Linked DNA regions of Homo sapiens: region 1 is linked to region 2. A link is a loop called in an ENCODE intact Hi-C map of the cell type or tissue named here. Cell type or tissue: mammary epithelial cell. All regions are shown on one strand. Each heading gives the region's core, and the rest is flanking DNA. Links, peaks and the distances in the headings are about the cores only. Region 1 has its middle 64 kb from the start of FGFR2. Region 2 overlaps LOC105378519 (a long non-coding RNA gene).

What was found. Peaks named below come from ENCODE experiments on the same cell type or tissue, not always from the same donor. Only the 100,000 strongest peaks of a DNase experiment are listed, where the experiment ranks them.
Region 1: it touches region 2 in a loop (5-fold over the local background); 2 of 110 quality-filtered maps call a loop at or near these places.

What each region holds. Positions count from the first base shown.
Region 1 is chr10:121,661,468-121,664,377 of GRCh38, forward strand. No RefSeq gene overlaps it. Among named protein-coding and RNA genes, the nearest start is that of FGFR2, 64 kb to the left of the region's middle. In mammary epithelial cell, for the core only: a CTCF peak has its summit at 1,659 (motif pointing left); no DNase peak of the experiment used is centred there.
Region 2 is chr10:120,941,264-120,944,173 of GRCh38, forward strand. The region is part of intron 2 of LOC105378519 (a long non-coding RNA gene); the gene reads right to left. Among named protein-coding and RNA genes, the nearest start is that of WDR11, 91 kb to the left of the region's middle. RefSeq lists enhancers at 1,593-1,887, 1,792-1,861. In mammary epithelial cell, for the core only: a CTCF peak has its summit at 1,742 (motif pointing right); a DNase peak (open chromatin) is centred at 1,778.

The DNA of each region.
Region 1 (2,910 bases), core at 205-2,704, 720 kb after region 2:
CTCTGAGAAAGTGAAGGCAGAGGATTGGCCCCAGGAAGGAGGGCTCCCAGGGCAGGAAGATGCTGGGAGGCCCAGCGGGCAGCCAGCCTGCTTGGTGGTAAAAGCGGCCCGGAATTTCCATGGAGAGAGCCAAGTCTGGAAGCAGCCCTCAAAGCGTCTCTTCCAACTGTTTGGGCAGCCAGGGAGCACAGTGCCAGGGGCAACACTGACAAAGTGACCTGGAGGAGCATCGGAATCCACACTCGGCCCCGGGGGGCCTGGCCACAGGTCAGCAACAACACCCATGGAAGCAATAGCAGGAAGGGGTTCTGGGACTCTGGAGGGAGCGTGGAGGGCCACATCCGCTGTGCCCACGCGGCGAGCAGCCTCGCAGGCGGGGAGAGGAGGCCTCCAGCTCCCATCCTGTGAATGGCACCATCTTTCGTGCCAGTCAAAGAGTCGTGCTGTTTGTCAGGAGCACAAGTGCTCATCTTCACCAGCTCTTCCGGGTAAAACTTATTTTTGAGGGAAAAGTTTTTTTCAGGTACAAAATGCAACCTTTGTTGATCTGACTGCATTGAGAAATGACTCCTCTCCTGCTAACAGTAACATTAAAACTCCCAACCTCCATTGGCCTTTACAATGAAAGGTACATTAGTTCAGGTCTTTCTGCGTAAGGCAAGGGCGACCTCAATCTATGGGAGCCAGGGCCACCCACATGGGCTGTATCTTGGTCCTGGGAAACCAGGCTCAGCAGAGGAATTGGGGTAGAGACCGCACTTTACAAACCATGCCTTCTGGAAGGTCACAGAACTTTTCTCTTTGGCCTCATAACACTTCCTCCTAAACTAGTTCCTCTTCCCGATTCCCCAGCTCTGTTAATTCAGTTTAATTATTTAACAAGTATTTATTGAGCACCTACTATGTGTCAAGCAGTGCCATGGGCTTTTGGGATACATCAGTGAATGAAATCAATACACACCCTTGCCCTAATAGAGCTTGCATTCTAGCTGGAGGTGGAGGTCAGGGAGATGGAAAATGAATAATACACATAATCAATAAGTATGTTAGATATCATGTTTGAATATGAACAATGCAATGGGGGAACAAAGTAGGGCCGGGGTGAGCAGCATCGGGGGCCCGGGTACAGGGACGGAGGGCAGGGCAGGTGACAGCATTAAACAGAGTAGGCAGGCATCACACTCTGAAAATGTACATCTCAGAACTGAGTAACCGGCCAAGCATCCGCTGCTGGGCTCTGAGATGCGCTTGCTTTCAGGACAGGCCTTCCACAGGCTGCTGACAGCACTGCAGGGATGTGAGGCCCGTTCCTGGGAGACACGGGGCTACTTTGGCTCAAGGTGCCCCGACAGCCATGCTGAACTTTCTTAAGAGTCACCTGCAGATTAAGATACTCCCACCTAACCTCCCTGCCATCTCTCCTTTGCCGGCGTCAGACTCTCCCAGCCTCTCCTTGCTCTCGCCTGGTTTTCTTTCACTGGAGTGGCTCCTAAGAAATCTCTTGACCAGCTAAGCCCATTGAGGCATCTGCCTCTTCGAGGAGCCTGCTAACCCATTAGGTTAGGCCTCAGTGGGAAGGTGGGATTGGAGCGTTGAGTGATGCGTGGAGCGTAGGGAGTAGCTGAGTTAGTGGTGCCACATCCTCTTGTGTGGGAAGCTGCTCGCTGGCGCCCTCCTCTGTTCCAAAGTTGCCAGATCTTGTCCATCACCCCAGAAACAGCTCCTGCGTTTAACCTCTTCGTGCCATTCCCACCATATAAACCTTTAAGGGTCTTATTATGTCCACTAGGCTATTGCCCCGCCACCATTCTCTTCCTTCTCACCCCTGCAATCCATGCTGCTCACTGCTTCCAGGTGACTCTCCTAAGTCATGCCCCGATCTTGGTGCTCCCCTGCTCAGAAACCTCCAGTGGCTCTCTGCAGTTTCTTAGCCTGACATCTGAGGCCAACCACATCTGTCTCCAGTGGGCTTTCTCAGCACTGCAGAGAGCTCCAGGTGTTAGAGCTGGATGGGATCCAGGCTACTGAACTCTGCCACCTCTACACAACTCTGCATTTCTGCCAGGTGATTAGCTGTGTTTGAGTGCCTTCAGTGATGGGAACCTCACTTCTCAGCTCACATCTCCCTGAAGAGTCAATACACTAGCCCTGGTTCTGCCCCTTGAGCTGTAAGGGAGAAGACCCCTTCCCCTCCCATGACAGCCCTTCACTTACTGGAAGTCAGTGATTCTATCTCCCATGAGTCATCATTTTTTGTCATAACCTGTCTAGTATGGAAAAAAGATGTCACCTGTGTCTCCTATGAAATAACCTGAAATCCCTGGCACCCAGGCTCCTCTCCACTGAATGCACTTGTATTCGCTTCCTTGGGCTGCCATGACAAAGTTCCACAGGCTGAGTGTTAAACAGTAGAAATGTGTTTCTCCCAGTTCCAGAGGCTGGGAAGTCCAAGATCAAGGTGTCAGCCCATTTGATTTCTCCTGAGCCTTTCTCCTTGGCTTCCAGATGGCTGCTTCCTCACTGTGTCCTCACCCAGCCTCTTCTTTGTGCATGTGCCTCCCTGGTGTCTCTTTTTGTGTCCAAATTTCCACTTCTCATAAGGACACCAGTCATATTAGATTGGGGCCCACTGTCATGGTCTCATTTTATCTTAATTACCTCTTCAGGGCCAGGTGCGGTGGCTCACGTCTGTAATCCCAGCACTTTGGGAGGCCAAGGCGGGCCGATCCCTTGAGGTCAGGAGTTTGAGACTAGCCTGGCCAACATGGCAAAACCCCATCTCTACTAAAAATATAAAAATTAGCTGGGCATGGTGGTAGGCACCTGTAATCCCAGCTACTCAGGAGGCTGAGGCAAGAGAATTGCCTGAACCCGGGAGACAGATGTTGCAGTAAGCCAAGATCATGCCAC
Region 2 (2,910 bases), core at 242-2,741:
GTTTCAAATGTTCACCTTCTCTGTATTATCTATATTTTCCAGATTTTAAATACATTTTTATTTTTATTGTATTTATTTATTTGTAGAGACAGAGGTCTTGCAATATTGCCCGGGCCAGTCTCAAACTCCTGGCCTCAAGCAATTCTCCCGCCTCAGCTCTCAAAGTGTTGGGATTACAGGTATGAGTCACAGTGCCCAGACTGAATCAATTTTTCAAAAATGGTAACAATAGCAATTATTCCGCAATAAAAAATAAAAATTTTGCTTAATTCTCATTGTAAAAAGACTCTGCCCACAAATCCCCAGCCTCTGTGAAGTGTTTCCTCTAAGCTCCATCTGCACCACACACCTGAGAAGGTGAAGCTTGAGGCATCCTTCTCTGTCCCATAGCACCTGGGACTGCCTCCTTCATAAGATGAGTCATCACCATTTCATAATCCTCCGTCTCCCTGCGCCCTCCTGCCTATGGGAGCACCCAGAATGTCTTCTTCATAGCCTTCACTCATTAATGATTGTGACTAATTAATTTGAGCTAATCCATTTTATGTGCAATTTCTGGCCTGCTGTCTTCCCCGGGCTGTAATTTCAACAAGGGATCATCTACCCTAATTGCTAGCGTAGTCTTTATAATTCATAGTTAATGCTCGATCAACAGTTGCTAAATGAACAAATGAATGAATGAATGCAAAACAGGATTGTCTCCGAAGTTGAAATCCCTGCCCTTGATTGTGTCTGCCATCAGATGTGCGTCCCCGAAATGCAGAAATCCTACTCGAGAGCAGAGGCATGTTACCACTCACTGGAGTTCCATAGACATCACCTGACCACGGAGACTTTCTAAGTATTTGTTCCTGAGAAGTCTCCGCTGCAAAGTTCCGATTAAGATACCTGTGAGCGGCAGGGCGCGGTGGCTCACGCCTGTAATCCCAGCACTTTGGCAAGCCGAGGAGGGCGGATCACGAGGTCAGGAGATCGAGACCATCCTGGCTAACATGGTGAAACCCTGTCTCTACCAAAAATACAAAAAAATTAGCCGGGCATGGTGGCGGCGCCTGTAGCCCCAGCTACTCGGGAGGCTGAGGCAGGAGAATGGCGTGAACCCGGGAGGCAGAGCTTGCGGTGAGTCGAGATTGCGCCACTGCACTCCAGCCTGGGCGACAGAGCGAGACTCCATCTCAAATAAATAAATAAATAAATAAATAAAAGAAAAAAGAAAAAAAAAAGATACCTGTGAGCTGTGGACATCTGAATGTTCACACAGCACTGACCTTTTTAAACATGAAAATGAAAACGAATAGTCAGACTCCTGCATTTTTCCATGTCTTATTTCAGTTTTAAAGATGGACAATATGATAAGAAAGTCTGTTTCTCTTCTGGATTTCTATTTCCAAAGAGATAGCAAAGGTTCTCAGGTTACTTGGAGAGTTTACTAGGATGCTGAGCGCTCCTCACCCACATAGTTTATTATTCGGGAGGTCTGAGGTGGGACCCCAAAAGACAAATTCTCAGGTGAGGTTGATGCTGCTGGTCTGGCGACCACGCTTGGAGACTCCGTGAGCCAGAGGACTCTGCCCCGACTTGCTAGGGAGGCAGGAGCTCTGGTGACCTGCTGTGTGGCCTGGAGGAAGTCACTGCCCATTCTGAGCCTCGGATTCCTTGTTGGTAAACAGCGTCTTAGGACGCGGCTCTGTGATGCTGTGGCCTGTGCGTCGCATCGGCATGTCTCAGCCGGCACCGGGCAGCAGAGGGCAGCAGAGATCAGGAAATGGCGTCCCGGCAGGCGGCTTCTCCCACTGCTGAAATGAGTTCTCTCAACTGTCGCTCAGCACTCCGAAACCATTAGCCAAAGAAGAAAGACATTTCCTCATCCCTTTGCTCTCCAATGACTAAGAAAAGTGAAGTGATGCCTTACACTGAAATGTATTTCTTAAAAGTTGGATACTTGTATCATCTTGAAAGCCCCTCTACATCCAGGAAAACTGCAGCCCAGAGAGGGGAGGAAAAGCCCGCGGCCTCCTGCTGGTGGTAAGTTCAGGAACACGCATGGGCCTTTCCGCTCCGTCCCAAGCTGAGTTTTACATTCCCTCCTAGACGAGAATTGGCGAGTGGACATGAGGGTAGCTTTCTTCCATGGTGCTGGGGGGCAGGAGGAACCCCAGGGACTCATGGATGTGGGAAGGACATGAGAGGTTTCCCAAGTAGGGCCCCTTGCATTTAGAGCCCCCTCTACATGGAGCTGGAAAAGGGAGTTCCGTTTAAATGTGTGACCCTGGAGTCCCCAAACATCTATTCAGAGACAGCAGATAAATCCCAGACTGCACCTCTCCAGCTGGTCTTCAAGCTCAGAACCCCCTCCTCGTTTCCAAGTGTGGATCCATCAGAATGAAGGGCCCACACCTCTCCCCCACCGTGGATTTCACATTTCCTGGTGCCTCTAAGTCACCAGGAGGGGGCAGAAAATTCTGCCTCCCAAGCCCCACCTCCAGGGACCCCATTCATCAGGTTTGGGTGCGGTCCTGGAATCCACGTGCTAAACAGACGCTGAGGGTGGTTTGCCCAACCAGACCTGGACAATCTCTGGCCTGGAGGTTAAGCCTGGGTGGTGAAGATGAAGAGATAGGTGGCAGGCAACACTGGGAATTCACAGTCTCCGTTCTTGGAATCATACTTCTCATCCACGGGGAAAATTCCTTGGTTCTGGTACCTTCCCTGCAACTCTCTCCAATCATCCTAACATTCTGGGGGCCCAAGATGAGAATAAAAGCGAAGTTCCCATACCATGTGTCAATTATTAAAAAGTTATCAATCCGGGGCCGGGCATAGTGGCTCATGCCTGTAATCCTAGCACTTTGGGAGGCCGAGGCGGGTGGACTGCCTGAGTTCAGGAGTTCGAGACCAGCCTGGGCAACA